Linked DNA regions of Homo sapiens: region 1 is linked to region 2. The links are chromatin contacts, found by Hi-C or POLR2A ChIA-PET in ENCODE. All regions are on one chromosome and are shown on one strand. The core of a region is the stretch at or near the end of the contact, and the rest is flanking DNA. Distances in the headings are between cores, read along the strand shown.

The links. A loop is a pair of places that touch in the nucleus more often than their neighbours do. ChIA-PET counts read pairs that join two places held with the same protein, here RNA polymerase II (POLR2A). Pooled maps may share reads with other maps.
Region 1: a map of PC-9 shows a loop between it and region 2 (3-fold over the local background). The contact joins two enhancer-like sites. A Hi-C loop is called at or near these places in 8 of 168 maps with a recorded cell type or tissue (CD4-positive, alpha-beta memory T cell, Caco-2, Calu3 and 5 more) and 6 of 50 pooled maps. POLR2A ChIA-PET finds 5 or more read pairs at or near these places in 3 of 52 experiments (CD8-positive, alpha-beta memory T cell, MCF 10A and Panc1).

The regions. Positions count from the first base shown.
Region 1 is chr5:168,407,029-168,414,111 of GRCh38, forward strand. WWC1 (WW and C2 domain containing 1) reads left to right here. Exons shown (of 23, transcript NM_015238.3): 7 at 1,479-1,625; 8 at 2,894-2,967. Among named protein-coding and RNA genes, the nearest start is that of RARS1, 76 kb to the right of the region's middle. RefSeq lists an enhancer at 2,303-3,502. Within about 2 kb of position 2,788, at least 8 of the 41 ENCODE cell types and tissues checked have a DNase peak (open chromatin) inside an H3K27ac peak, as active enhancers do; they include PC-3, PC-9 and mammary epithelial cell, where a contact is called at or near this core.
Region 2 is chr5:168,360,391-168,367,072 of GRCh38, forward strand. The region is part of intron 1 of WWC1 (WW and C2 domain containing 1); the gene reads left to right. Among named protein-coding and RNA genes, the nearest start is that of WWC1, 72 kb to the left of the region's middle. RefSeq lists an enhancer at 4,729-5,262. Within about 2 kb of position 5,286, at least 13 of the 41 ENCODE cell types and tissues checked have a DNase peak (open chromatin) inside an H3K27ac peak, as active enhancers do; they include PC-3, PC-9 and mammary epithelial cell, where a contact is called at or near this core.

The DNA of each region.
Region 1 (7,083 bases), core at 1,538-4,037, 44 kb after region 2:
AGATTCTCCCACCTTAGCCTCCCAAAGTGCTGGGATTACAGGCTTGAGCCAGCGCACCTGGCCCCTGCCTTATTTTTCAAGGAATGAAATGGAGGGAGGTGGTTTCAACATCATTAACCTCTGACATCAAAATGTAGCATCTCTATAAGCATTTCATTGTGTGTTCTGCCTCTATGCTGGGAACTGAACAAATTATAATAGATATTATGTAATGTGCCAGGTGATTATGCCAAGCCTTTTGTATGCATCATGTCTCATCTCTTAAATCAACCCTAGTTTATCCCCATCCTACAGAAAAAAGACTGTACAACTCAGAGAGGAAGCTAGAGCGGTGATTCAAACCCTGACTTACAGACCCATTCTCTTACCCCCTGTACATATCACCTCCCTTTCCACAAACCACCCTGACCTCAGATATTTCACTGGCAGATTAGGAGTCCTCAGAGATGCTATAAATGACTTAGTGAAGGAAGCTGTATGCTCTATGAGAAACAGAACAGTTTGGAAGCTCCTGCCCAGGACAGCAGCCCAGTGAAAACATTTAGATGAAGAGCTCATGGACAGTGAGGCATGTTCCTGTTATGATTAGTGGTTGAGATCATGGAGCCTTAAGCCAGATAGACCAGGTCCAAATCTTGCCTCGGTCAATTGCCAGCTTCTCATCGATAAATTGGGGATAATCATAGGTCATTCTTTGTATGACTATTGTCAGGATTCAGTAAGACTCTGGTAAAGCTGACAGTTACTGAGTATGGGCTGTATTCACTAGTGTTTTATACTTGTCATCTCATTTAATCAAGATGATGGCCCTGTGAGATAGGACCTGCGATTCTTCCCCCCTTTTTTTTTTAAGAACCAGGGTCTCGCTCTATCACCCAGGCTGGAATGCAGTGGCATGATCATAGCTCACTGCAGCGTCAAACTCCTGGGCTCAAGCAATCCTCCCACCTCAGCCTCCCAAGTAGTTGGAACTACAGACATGCACCGCCACATCCAGCTATTTTTTTTTTTTTTTTTTTTTAGAGATGGGAGTCCCACTGTGTTGCCCAGGCTGATCTTGAATTCCTGGCCTCAAGTGATCCTCCCAGCTCGGCCTCTCAAAGCACTGGGATTACAGGCATGAGCACCCAGCTGATTATTCCCATTTTATAGGAGAGGAAATTGAGGCAAAGAGAGGTTATTCAGCTAGGTCAAGTCACACAGCTGGGAAGCAGCAGAGCAGGGATTCCAACTAGGGCATGTGGCTCCAGAGTCGGCATCCACACCGGTTTCTCCTATGTCATAGGCCCAGCGCAGAGCCTGGCACACAGCAAGGACCCACTCACTGCTAGCTCTCTATCACAGGATCAGTAGGATATCTGGGGAGGGCACAGGTTCCTAAATTAAGGGAGGGTAGAGAGGGAAGCACAGGGAGCGTGGCAGACCCAGAGCTCCCTCCTGGGAAGGCGCATCACTAACCCTGCTCTCCCCTCCTTCAGAGCCTTGCCATGTTGAAGGACGGCTTCCGCACTGACAGGGGGTCTCACTCAGACCTGTGGTCCAGCAGCAGCTCTCTGGAGAGTTCGAGTTTCCCGCTACCGAAACAGTACCTGGATGTGAGCTCCCAGACAGACATCTCGGGAAGCGTGAGTAGACGGGGCAGGTTGCTGGGGGCCTTCCACAGGATGGCAGCTGGGAGGCTGCTGTAATGGACAGCTGCCTTCTCATGGCTCACCAGGGAGCTGGCCAGGGGTTCTCTGCAGGGCTGGCTGCTGCCTCAGCCCTCTGGAGCTCTGTTCTCTTACAGACCTCCTGGCCCCAGGAGGATATGATGTGATGCTGTGGAGGAAAAGCCTGCACTGACGGACGTCATGGCCCTGAGTATTGCCTGGCCAGGTGCTTGTGTCTCTTAATGCTGCACAGAAAGCATGTTTAAAGGACAAAATGTCTTTCTCTGGTTTTTTTTTTCCATACTATTTTGCAGTTCCATTTTCATTTTTCTTTCCCCAGCTGGACAGCAGAGGATATTTTCCTCCTGTTAGTCTCAAAACAATGCATGCAGCTTTCAGGCAGCTGCTTGACTCCCAGTTCCAAAGCTCAGTCCAGTCCTAGTTATGAATAGTGAAAGCACTGTCCAGATGTGGCTCAGGAAAGAGTTAGAGTAGGGCTGAACCATGGTGCCTCGTAACTTTTGGAGAGCTTTTGTTTTACTAGAGCCAGCAACATTGAACGAATCTGCCTTCCAGCCTCTGTGGCGGACAGCCTCTATATGCTGTTCCTATCTAAGTTCCATAGCTGTCTTCCCACTTGTCCAAGGGTGACCGGTGAGCCTTGTAGCTTCTTGCTGCTCTTAACAGACTAGCACAGAAAAAGAGGCTGTCCCTTCCTTCCCCATACCACCATGTGTCCAGCTACTAGCCATCTGCAGGCCAAAGTATTTGTAAAGGAACTGTACCCCTCTTTGTGAGTGCAGGGGTCTTCTCCCCAACTACCCAGTGTTTCACTCCTGACTGCAGCCTCTGAGTTTTCTATGGATCCCCTCACCAGTGCCCCTAGAATGAGTTTCTTGATATTGGCTATCCCTGTTTCCTCCTCACCAACTGTCCTCCATGCTTCTGTGGCTTGAATGGGCACCAAGCCAAGCCATTTGGGGCTGCAAGATGATATTCTGGGCTTTTGGCTTCTATTTTCAAAGTGATCGATGTCTGAGCGTACGGTTCTTCCCGTGGCCTGAAGGGAGGAAAGTGTTTTTGCTTAACCAGCTTCCCTGCGATCTGCACCGCCAGCCCAGTCACCGGGGGCTATTCTTGGCTACTGCCCACGCAAGCTGTCAAGTCTCTCATGAGCCCTCGAAACCCAACTCAGCACCGGCCACAACAGCCACATAATTCCTGACTTTGTTCTTCTCCTCCAGTTCGGCATCAACAGCAACAATCAGTTGGCAGAGAAGGTCAGATTGCGCCTTCGATATGAAGAGGCTAAGAGAAGGTAATTGGGCTGGGGCTAGGGGCGGGATGGTTCCAAAAATAATAACTACTATTGTAGAATGCCTGCTCTGTGCTTAGCTTTTCACACACTTCGTCTTCTTTAATCCTCACAAAGATTATGAAGATAGTTATTATACTTTTTATATTTTCATCCTCTCTGAAATTCAGAGAGGAAATGACTCACCCAGGACACTTCACAAGACAGAGAGTGAAACTATGCTTTGAACCCAGATCTGTTTAACCTCAAAGCCGAGTTATCTTCCCACTTGCCTGTCTTGATTTCTGCAACCGAGGCTTTCCCATGATCCTGTAAGCATTTTGGTTTGAAGGAGTACAACTGGAATTTCAGCAACAGGCTAAAAAGATTATGGACACTACCCACTTCAGTGTCTCCTGCACAGCTGGGAGCAAGCTGGGCTTTTAAGCAGTGTAGACCTCTGGGATTTAGATGTTCTGTGGCTTCACAGAATCCTAAGCAATCAGGTTCCACTACCACAAGTAAAATCAAAATAATAATCAAAGCTGACATTTTTAGAGCATCTGTTATAGGCCTAAAGAGATTTTTATTTTTAATTACTTTGTTTTCTTTTTTAGGGACAGGGTCTCGCTATGTTACTCAGGCTGGTCTTGAACTCCTGGCCTTAATTGATCCTCCCACCTCAGCCTCCTGAGTAGCTGGGATTACAGGCACGCACCACTACCCTTGGCTGAGATTGTTTATTGTACTAAAACATTTGTGCATGCATCTTCTCATTTAATTTTAAAAGCAATGCATCTTCTCATTTAATTTTAAAAGCAACCTTATAGCACAGGGTCTATCTTATTATCTCCATGTTAGAGAGGAGAAAGGTAAGACCAAGATATTTCATGACTATTCCAGGTGGTAGAGGCAGAATTTGAATCCTGGACAATCTGTCTTTAAGTTCATGATCTTTGCTTTTTTTTTTTTTTTTTTTTTGAGACGGAGTCTCGCTCTGTCACCCAGGATGGAGTGCAGTGGCGCGATCTGCAAGCTCCGCCTCCCGGGTTCACGCCATTCTCCTGCCTCAGCCTCCCGAGTAGCTGGGACTACAGGCACCCGTCACAACGCCCGGCTAATTTTTTTGTATTTTTTAGTAGAGACGGGGTTTCACCGTGTTAGCCAGGATGGTCTCAGTCTCCTGACCTTGTGATCCACCCACCTCAGCCTCCCAAAGTGCTGGGATTACAGATGTGAGCTACCGCACCCGGCCAAGTTCATGATCTTTCTGTACTCTGAGCCAGTGTTACTGGCAAAGAATGCCCTGGGCATTGTGGTGTGGATGGAAGCCAGGCACATTGCATCCATTCCTTCCTAGACTAAGTTGCCTGGCCTGTGGACCTTCTCAGCCAGGCCAGGTGAAGCATGGCAGTGCCCAGCTCTGCCCCTCTGCCAACTCTGTGTGAATAGTAGAACTCTTTGCAGAGATGACAGAAATCTAATAGAAACCAGAGAAAGCAAAAAAGGGAATGTATTGTGTTATTTAACTCCAAAGTCCTGAGATACCTAGCTTCAGGCACAGCTGGATCCAGGGACTCAGATGATGTTACCCAGACTCAGTCTCTCTCCTTTTCTTCACCCTGCTTGCCTTTATGTTGGCTTTACCCTCCAGCAGACTTTCCTGTCAATGTGGCCAGGCAACTCCCAGCAATTCGGAGCTTACACACTACCAGGTTAGCAATCCCTGTGGAAAGGGGGCCTACCTTTCCCAATAGTTTTAACTAGCCTTGGGTTTGAGACTCCCTGGCATTTTTGGGTGAACCAAGCTTTGTTACAGGACAGTTGGGGGTGGGCAAAATTAGGATTCTCTAAAGGTCTAGGCATGCGTCGTGTTTCCAGTGCTGGGAAAAGTCAGCTGTATGGGAACCAGGTGACTTGAAAGTACGAAAGGAGTGATTTCCCAAAGACAAATTGGAATATTATTAACAAAAGAAGAAGGAATTGAATACTGGTCAGGTAGAAAAAAACAGATGTCCTATGTACTATTTCAGCTCCCCCAGGCGTCCAGCAAAACAGCAAGACATCTGTATTTGGACAGCCACTTCTTGTTCTCTCTGAAGAGGACCACTCTGAACCTTGGATCTGTTCCATCCTGCAGGAATGCCTGTCTTAGATGGTCAGTCCTTGAGACACTAAAGGACTGCAGTGCTCTCTCTGGAGTTGAGCCATTAGACTTCTCATCACAGAGCTTCCTAGCTCATCTGACTTTATGCAGCCTCTTGCTTGCCCCTCCACCCGAAGCTCATTTTAGTGTAAAGGACAGAGCAGCCTGCTCAATGGGAAAGCAAGCTTCAGGACTTGAAAGAGGGAAGGGAGGTGTCTGTAATCCAAGGAGGGTCTGATCATTGGATGTCAAGTTTTGTCACACATGCATTTCTGAGAAGAGAGACTAGTTGTGTTTATCAGATTCTTAAAAGGATGTAAGGCCTGAAATTTAAGGAGCATTGACATAGGGAAAGAGAAAGTATATCCAGTAAAGCATCAGTCACTTCCCAATGTCCTGCATATGGTGGAGCCCCTGCCCGGCCTTACCATACCATTTCGTTCTCAAAGTACTGCAGAACAGCAGCTACAAAGTTGTCTCAAAGCTGATCTTGATAGATTACTGTATACATGAATGTGAATTTAAATAACTAACTACAGTCAGTCCTCTGTACCCACGGGTTCTGCATCTGCAGATTCAACCAACCAAGGATCAAAAGTATCCAGGAAAAAAAATTAAAAAACAATACAAATTTTTAAATATAGTATAACAACTATTTACATAGCATTTACATTGTGTTGGGTATTATAAGTAATCTAGAGATGATTTAAAGTATACAGGAGAGTATGCATAGGTTATATGTAAACACTATGCCATTTTATATAAAGCACTTGAGCATCCATGAATTTTGGTACCTGTGGGAGGTCCTGGAACCAATCCCCTGCAGATACCAAGGGTCAAGTGTATAAGAATTCCTCCTGGGACACTTGCCTGGGGAACAAGCAAATCTAGGTATGTTTTTCTACATGGAATTTTTGCTGCACATCATGGTAAATTTTGTCCCCAGCAGTGTTCTGATAAAATAAGAATTGGGCCACATTGTCTGCACGTAAGATTGAACTGGGAGTCCAGAGGCCTCTGGTCTCAACAAGTGTTGGCCACGTTTATGATTTGCAGTCTTAGGTGCATCATATCCTCCCTGGGCATCTGTCCAACCAGGTGAACAACTCCTATCTTAATCACCCTTTAGAGATGGGGTGGCCAGGGCGTGAGAGCTGATGGTACTTTGCAGAGGCCAAGTCCTAAAGGATGATGTCATGATTGTTGTTAGCTATTTGTAGCAGTATTCATTGTTATACTGTGGATCTTATTTTGGCCCAATGATAATAATACTGAAGATCTATATAACACCTGGCAATGTATAAAGGGCTCTTAATGCTGTGTTCTCACATAACCCACCCTATAGGTACCATATCATCTCTGCCTTATAGATGAGGATATGGAGTCTTAGAGAAGTTAAGGGATGAGGCTGCCAGCTCTTTCCTTTAACTGTTATTTAGTGCCTGCAATATACCAGTGACTGTGCTAGAAGCTTGTGATACCAAAATGCTTTCTTGAGAAATGGTCCCTTCCATCATGAAGGCCAGAGCGAGCCAGGACTCCAACTCCAGGCCTCTGACCCCAAATCCACAGTTGTTCACACAGTGCCACTACCTGTCTCTGAATTGAGAATACGCGGTCAGTAGTTGTAGTCTTAGTGGTCCAGAACTGTCAGTGACTCAGTACTTGTTATGTGCCAGACACCCTTCCCAATCATTCTGATGAATGAATTTTTCTTATCTTTAAGGCCTGGGGAATTGGCCCAATGTTACATACCTAATAAGCAGTCACATCAGGTCATAACAACAGTAGCAAGGACTTACTATGTGCCAAGTACTGTGCTTTGCAGGTTACAGATTATATCATAAAACCTTCAACCAAAATAACATGAGGAAAGAGCTTTTGTTATTCCATTCAGAGAGATGAGCAACTTGCCCAAGGCCACACAGCCAGTGCTAAGAGGTTAGTGCCTGGTGATGAATCCACATCTCTATTGTACCAGGAACAGGGCAAGG
Region 2 (6,682 bases), core at 4,036-6,535:
AGTTTCCTGTTGGTGAAATTGGGGTGATTGTACCTGCCTCACAGAAATATTGTTAGAATAAAGGAAGCGATCTATTTTACATGGAGCATATGGTCCTGTGCCTAGTGCTTCACTGGCCTTAAGTGGAAGCTGCCCTGACCTTTGGGACAGGTTGGCCAGGTATTAGACTAAAGCTGCAGAGGGTGCCTTAGGGGTGTTAAATTCTAGCTTCCTCTGTTTTGCAGGTGGGAAAGACCAAGAGAAAGGGTTAAGGTCCAGCAACAGGAGTGCCTTGCCCAAGGGCATCGTCAGGCTTCAAACCCAGATCTCATCATTCTTCTTCCAGTGCTCTGTCTAAACCATGCAGTCTTGGGAGGGGCCCCAAGTCAGACAGGATCTCAGAAAAGTCTTCACGGTCAATTCCATTTCTAGAAGGACCAGCTCCTCAAGCTGTGTGGTAAGGGTCAGAGCTCAAGGAGCAGAAGATTCTGGAATGGCCAAATTCCAGGACAGGGTGAGCTGCTGCCTCTGCAGTTACTGCTGATGAGGCTTCTAGACAGCCCAGCACCTGGGAAGAGCCCTTGGGAACCCAGCTCATGAGGCTGGAAGGAATAAGGCTGGGAGTTGAGTGTCCCCAGAGTCCTAAATACAGAAAGGAGTAGGGCTGCAGGCCTGCCTGGGGTTGTGTGCCAGGTGCTGTGTTGAGTCTTGTCCGTGCATGAATGAATGCAAGAACCTGGGAAGCAGGTTTTCTTGTCTGCTCTATACCTGCAGGAAAACTGAGGCTCAGACCTGGGGGAAGGAATGGACTGAGATTACACAGCTAGGAAGGATGGAACTGGGAGTCCTCTCTGGTTCTGTTGGCTTTTTCTTTAGGGCACAGAGCTTCCATAGCCTAACTCATAATTCAGGAATGAGGATGAAGCTGGGGTTGAGCAGGGTGAGGAGCAAAAAGATATTCCAGGGTCTTCATTCTACTGTGGTGTGGGGCTTTTAGGAAATTACCTTCCAAGTAGGTAATGAGAAAAATGAAGAGCCCACCTCCCAACCTCGTCTCTCCATGAATGGGAGCTTCATAGTTCTCCATCTTGGTTCCTACCCAATGATCAGTCTCATTCGGTATAATAGGGTTAGTTAGCCTGGGAAAATGCTATCAATACCTATTTCTTGGAGGCTGTTCAGATGCTTATTGAATTTCAAATGGAGCCAAGCCCAGCACCAAGCTGATTTGATCTCCTGGCATTATGTGATGCAGGGCTGGAGTTGGTCCCCAGGTCCCCTGGGTCCTTGGGTGGCTCCAGGCAAGTCTTTTATCTCTGTCCCTCAGTTTCCTCATTGGTAAAGAAAGGGAGTTGTTTTGTTGGGTTTCTTTTAATTTTAACATTCTCTACGTTGGGGGCCTCATTTGGGCAGCAGTGTGAAAAATAAATCACTGGGTGCGGTGGCTCACGCCTGTAATCCCAGCACTTTGGGAGGCTGAAGTAGGTGGATCACATGAGGTCAGGAGTTTGAGACCAGCCTGGCCAACATGGTGAAACCCCATCTCTACTAAAAATAGAAAAAATTAGCCGGGCATGGTGGCAGGCGCCTGTGGTCCCAGCTACTTGGGAGGCTGAGGCAGGAGAATCGCTTGAACCCGGGAGGCAGAGGTTGCAGTGAGCCTAGACCGTGCCAATGCTCTCCAGCCTGGGCAACAAGAGTGAAACTCCATCTCAAAAGATAAATAAATAAATAAATGAAAAACGAATCACTCACATTTATCAAGCACTCACTGTGTACTCATGTGCTGTTTCATGCATTATCTCATGTAAGCTTCAAGGAGCACTGTGGGGCAGGTCTGAATGGTACCTGCCTGAAAGGGCTGTTGTGAAGGCCAGCTGAGTAAATATATAAATACATTAACTGCTTGGAACAGTTGCTGGTGCATAGTGAGTGCTCAGTATATGTGTTCTTATTTTTCCTGTTTTGCAAATGTGACAACTGAGCCACATAGAGTTTACATATCTTGTCCAAGGTCACACAGCTAGAAAATGACAGAGCCTGGATTCAAAGCCAGTGAGTCTGGCTCCAGAGCCCTCTGCTCTTAACCAAGAGGCAGGAGTGACACATTAGAAAGCAATGGGGACAAAGTGCATCCAGACAGTGCCTGTCCCCAAAGGTGTGCTAAGTCCGTTTTTAAAATATAGCACTGTAGTAGATCAACAAACATATCTTCAGGCTGAATTTGGCCCTCAGGTTGTCCGTTGGCTTTACCTACTCTAATCCATGATTTGGTTCTCAGAACTGAAATCTTAAACCCAACAGGCAGCACACAGAGGGGATTAGCAGCCTGGATTCACCCCATGTCAGTGAGTGGGAACAGATAAGCATAGAGACTCAAGATGGAGGTGAAGGAAGGGGATGGACCCAAAGGGCACAGGTGTGTGATCTCACCAACCCAGCAGGGCAGAGGGAAGACAGAATCCAAGATTTGGCAGTGGGGAGGTGAGCCACTGGTTTGTGGGGGCCTAGTCTGAAGGTAGGGAGGGTTTGGGGTGGAGGAACCGTCTGGAATCTCCCCTCCAGCCCTCCCTCCTCTTCTTTTTTCTATAAAAGAATTTTAGGATGGGAATAACTAGGCCAAGAAAACTTCTGGGTAAGCCAGCCCAAACAGAGTAGGGAAACAAGGAGATCTAAGGGTGGAAAAGCCAGAATTTTGAGACAGGTGTTCGGAGGGTAGAGAACAAGAGGAAGGGAAGTGTTTACGAGAAGAAGAACTTGGGAATTCCAGGTATAAATGCCTCCTCCTTCAGAGAGCAGATTTTGAGAACCAAATCCAATTCAGCTACTGTCTCCTACCTTCTCCCATTTAACTTTCTAAAAAGAGAGAGGAAGCCAGGTGTGGTGGCTCACACCTGTAATCCCAGAATTTTGGGAGGCCGAGGCAGGAGGATCACTTGAGGTCAGGAGTTTGAGACCAGACTGACAAACATGGGGAAATCCCGCCTCTACTAAAAGTACAAAAATTAGCCCGGCATGGTGGCGGGCACCTGTAGTCCCAGCTACTCAGGAGGCTGAGGCAGGAAAATCACTTGAACCCTGGGAGGTAGAGATTGCAGTGAGCTTAGATCACGCCACTGTACTCCAGCCTGGGTGACAGAGCCAGACTCTGTCTCAAAAAAAAAAAAAAAAAAAAAAAGATGGTTTAAGCAGTCCCAGCTCCTCCAGGAAGGGAGGTGATAGAATACAGTGCAAGGTTTATTAGCTGTGCAAGCCAGGACAATTATTTTGCTTCAGTTTCCCCATCATGAAAATCGGGGTATAAAACCTAACTCATCCTAACAGCCAATGTAGATTGAACCCTGAATGCCATGTGGTCAGCACAGCCCATTTTAACGCAGCGGTGACTTTGAGCACCCCCATCTTATGGATGAGGAAACAAAGCCACACAGGTTAGAGTTCATGCCCAAGGGGACAGAGCTAATGAGTGACAGTGCCTGCATTGGGACCCAGATGGCTGACTCCAGACTTGTGAGTTTTAACCACCACCGTGTATCTCTTAGGGTGAAGACTGATAATGGTGGGTGTGGTGATGGTGGTGATGATAGCTCACGTGTTAAGGATTTGAGATAAAGGGTGATGTGATTCTTCACAACGCGCAGAACTCTCTGATTATGTTTGCAACCCACATTTATCAAGGGCTTGTCTTGTGCCAGTCCCGGCACTAGATACTGTATAGGTTATCTCATTTAATCCCCACAACACCCTTATGAGAGTGGGCCTTCCTGTGTAAGTTTCACAGAGAAGAAAACTCCTCTCAAGCAGGTTACATAACCCACCTACAGTTCTGGAAGAGGTGGAGCCTGGGTTTCAGCCTCGCATCCCATTCCTGAGCCTTTGTGGGTAACATCTACCCTGCCTCCTCCTTAACCATGGAGCTGACCACAGCTCTTTCCTCCTCCCCTCCCCAGCCCTCCCTGACTACACCCCATTGCTGCATTCTCTCCCTGCCCATGGCCCGTTGGCCTTTCGCGTCTATACTGCTGACGTAGCACCTTATTAAATATCCCTGCATCCTCTAATTACCTGTGGCTCAGGCCGCGGGTAGCGTTACAGCCACATACACTCCCATGGAATGTTGTGGGGATGACTCCCTGCCTGTTTGGAGTGTGAGTCTTGTTCCCCGGCCAGACCCTCTGCCCCTGGAAGCAGAAACATGGCTTCTTCAAGCGTCTGAGCCCTCGTAGTGCCTAGCATGGGCCTGGAGTGCCATACTCACTTGATAAATGCTTGTTGCTTGGTGGATTGATTGAAATGAGGGTGGAAGGATGAGAGTGGAGGGTGAGGCAGAGAGTGTCTCTGGGTCACCCTCCAGCTCAACACAAGGGCAGTGGTCAGAGGAATAATCCAAAGTGCATACCCAGGCCCCAGAGCCGCCAAAGCTGACCTCCGCCTCCACTTCACCTGAATAGCATGGATCTCTCTGAAATGGCCCTCTTGATTTGCTTCTGGCTGGGGTGCATCTCGCCCTCTAGACTGTAAGGGCAGGGCCCTATCTGTCTCTTTCCTCTGTAGCTGGTGTTAACGAAGGCTCTGCTGTGTGTCATGTGCTCAGCTCTCCTAACAAACTTGAGAGATGGTTATTTTTATCATGCCCAGATTTGTTAGACAATGAGTAAAAGAGTCTGAACCAAACTGAATTAAAGGAAGAAGGACTTCAAACGTTGCCTTTCTTCCTGTTCATTCTGGCCTCCCCGGAGCTAAAGGTGAAGGGACTGCTTAGAAATGGTGTTCTGCAGCAGCCCCAGGTGAAGGAGCATTATCAGGAATTGTGCAACCTTAGCTATGGGAACTATGCGTGTGAAACAGCCCAGGGCGGGAAGAACCAGCCTGGCCATTGTGCCTGGGCTGGGGAGGAGAGGTTCGGCTGAAAGTTTGGACAGTTCTTGGCTTGGAGTCTGGAGGGCCCTTTAGAAAGTGATCCCGCCCAGCCAGCCCTCAGAGAGAGCAGGCCAGCATCCTGCTGGACGGTAATAAAGAGGTTACTGTGGGAAGCTGGGACTTGCTTGGGAAACACTAGGAACATGAAAGATAGGGTATGCATTCTTCAGTCCCGAGAGAATCACCACCCAGTATTAAACTTGGCAGAAGGCTTTCCTCTCCTCCTCTGAGCTGCCTCCTTAGAAAAGGCACATTGTCAGAATGCCGAATGCCCACCGTGGTCTCATGTCCTCACAGCCCGTAGGAAAGTAACTACCAGTTACCCACTGGTGGTTGCCCCTGAGAGGAGGGTAAGGGAGGCTTCCAGCCCCCGGGGTGGCTCTCCCCGACAGGTGTGCCTGTGTGCTGTTTGTAGGGTGCTCCTGGCAGAACCTACCTGTCTCCACAGCGACACATCTGGCCGTTTTTCCAGGAGGGCCTGTTGAGAAACATTCAGGAATGTTTGTGCTCCTTTAGAGATTTGTAATTAAGAAGAGGCAGAACTCGTTCTTGTCTGGCACCCTCCCTTCTTGCCCCTCCAGCATCTGGGTCATTTGATTTCACAATTGGGGTTTTCGGCAGCCCGAGTTGTGGAGGCTGGAAGCAGGGACCGACTGAACCAGGCTGGATGGTGGTGAATTGCTTCACCCGAGGGTGGGGGCTGGGAGTTCCAGGCAGGCCCCCAAGTCCTGGCCACATCTGAAAGTGGACATTTCTTCCCAGGTTGCATCCTTAGCACTTGCCCAAGGTGAAACATTTCAGGCCAGTGGAGCACCCACAGTTCCTGGGGGACGGGGGGTGGCTGGTTTAAATGGACAATTCCTCTCCTTAACTGCCAGGAAGAGTGAGTGTGTGCATGTATGTATGTGTGAGTGTGTCTGTTTAAATCTTTGTGCAGCCAAAAACACATCTCTTCATCCTGAATGACACATCTCTACACACTGAATAATTCATCTCCCTCTTGGCATTTGTTCCGGAGAGAATCTTGCTGTCCAGATTTCTTGTAAGTTGCATAGCCTTCCATAGGCACTTCCTTGTTTCCCATGGAAGAGCTCTGGGAGTCAGGATATCAGTCAGTCAGCCCTCTGGCATTTCCCCTGTGATCGCATCAAAGGGGAATGAGAATATCAAACCCAAAGTGTTTCTCTCTCCTTTGCCCTCTCCTTCTAGCTTTGGGTCCTCTTGCCTCCCTCTGCTTTATTTCTCTTGGGCACAGTGTCTGTGTTCACTGCAAGTGGAATCAGCATTGTGTCCTGGTAGGGTATCCACATGTCTGTCACATTACTGATGCTTGGAGCGAATAAATGTATTTGGCTCTGACATCTCAACGTGTAAGGCTGGAACAATCAGTGGAGTTAATGGTTTTCCAGATAGTGACACATTTTCGGGGTTTCAGTCCCGTCCTCCTAACCCCATCTCCATCCTCACACCCAGCAAGCTCAGTAAATCATTTGTATTAATGACTTTGAAACACTTTTTTTTTTTTTTTTTTTTTTTTTGAGATGGAATCTTGCTCTGGAGTGCAGTGGTGTGATCTCAGCTCACTGCAGCCTCCGCCTCCCAGGTTCAAGCGATTCTCCTGGCTCAGCCTCCCGAGTAGCTGGGATTACAAGTGCCTGCCACCATGCCCAGCTAATTTTTGTATTTTTAATAGAGATGGAGTTTCACCATGTTTGCCAGGCTGGTCTTGAACTCCTGACCTCGGGTGATCCACCCGCCTCAGCCTCCCAAATGCTGAGATTAC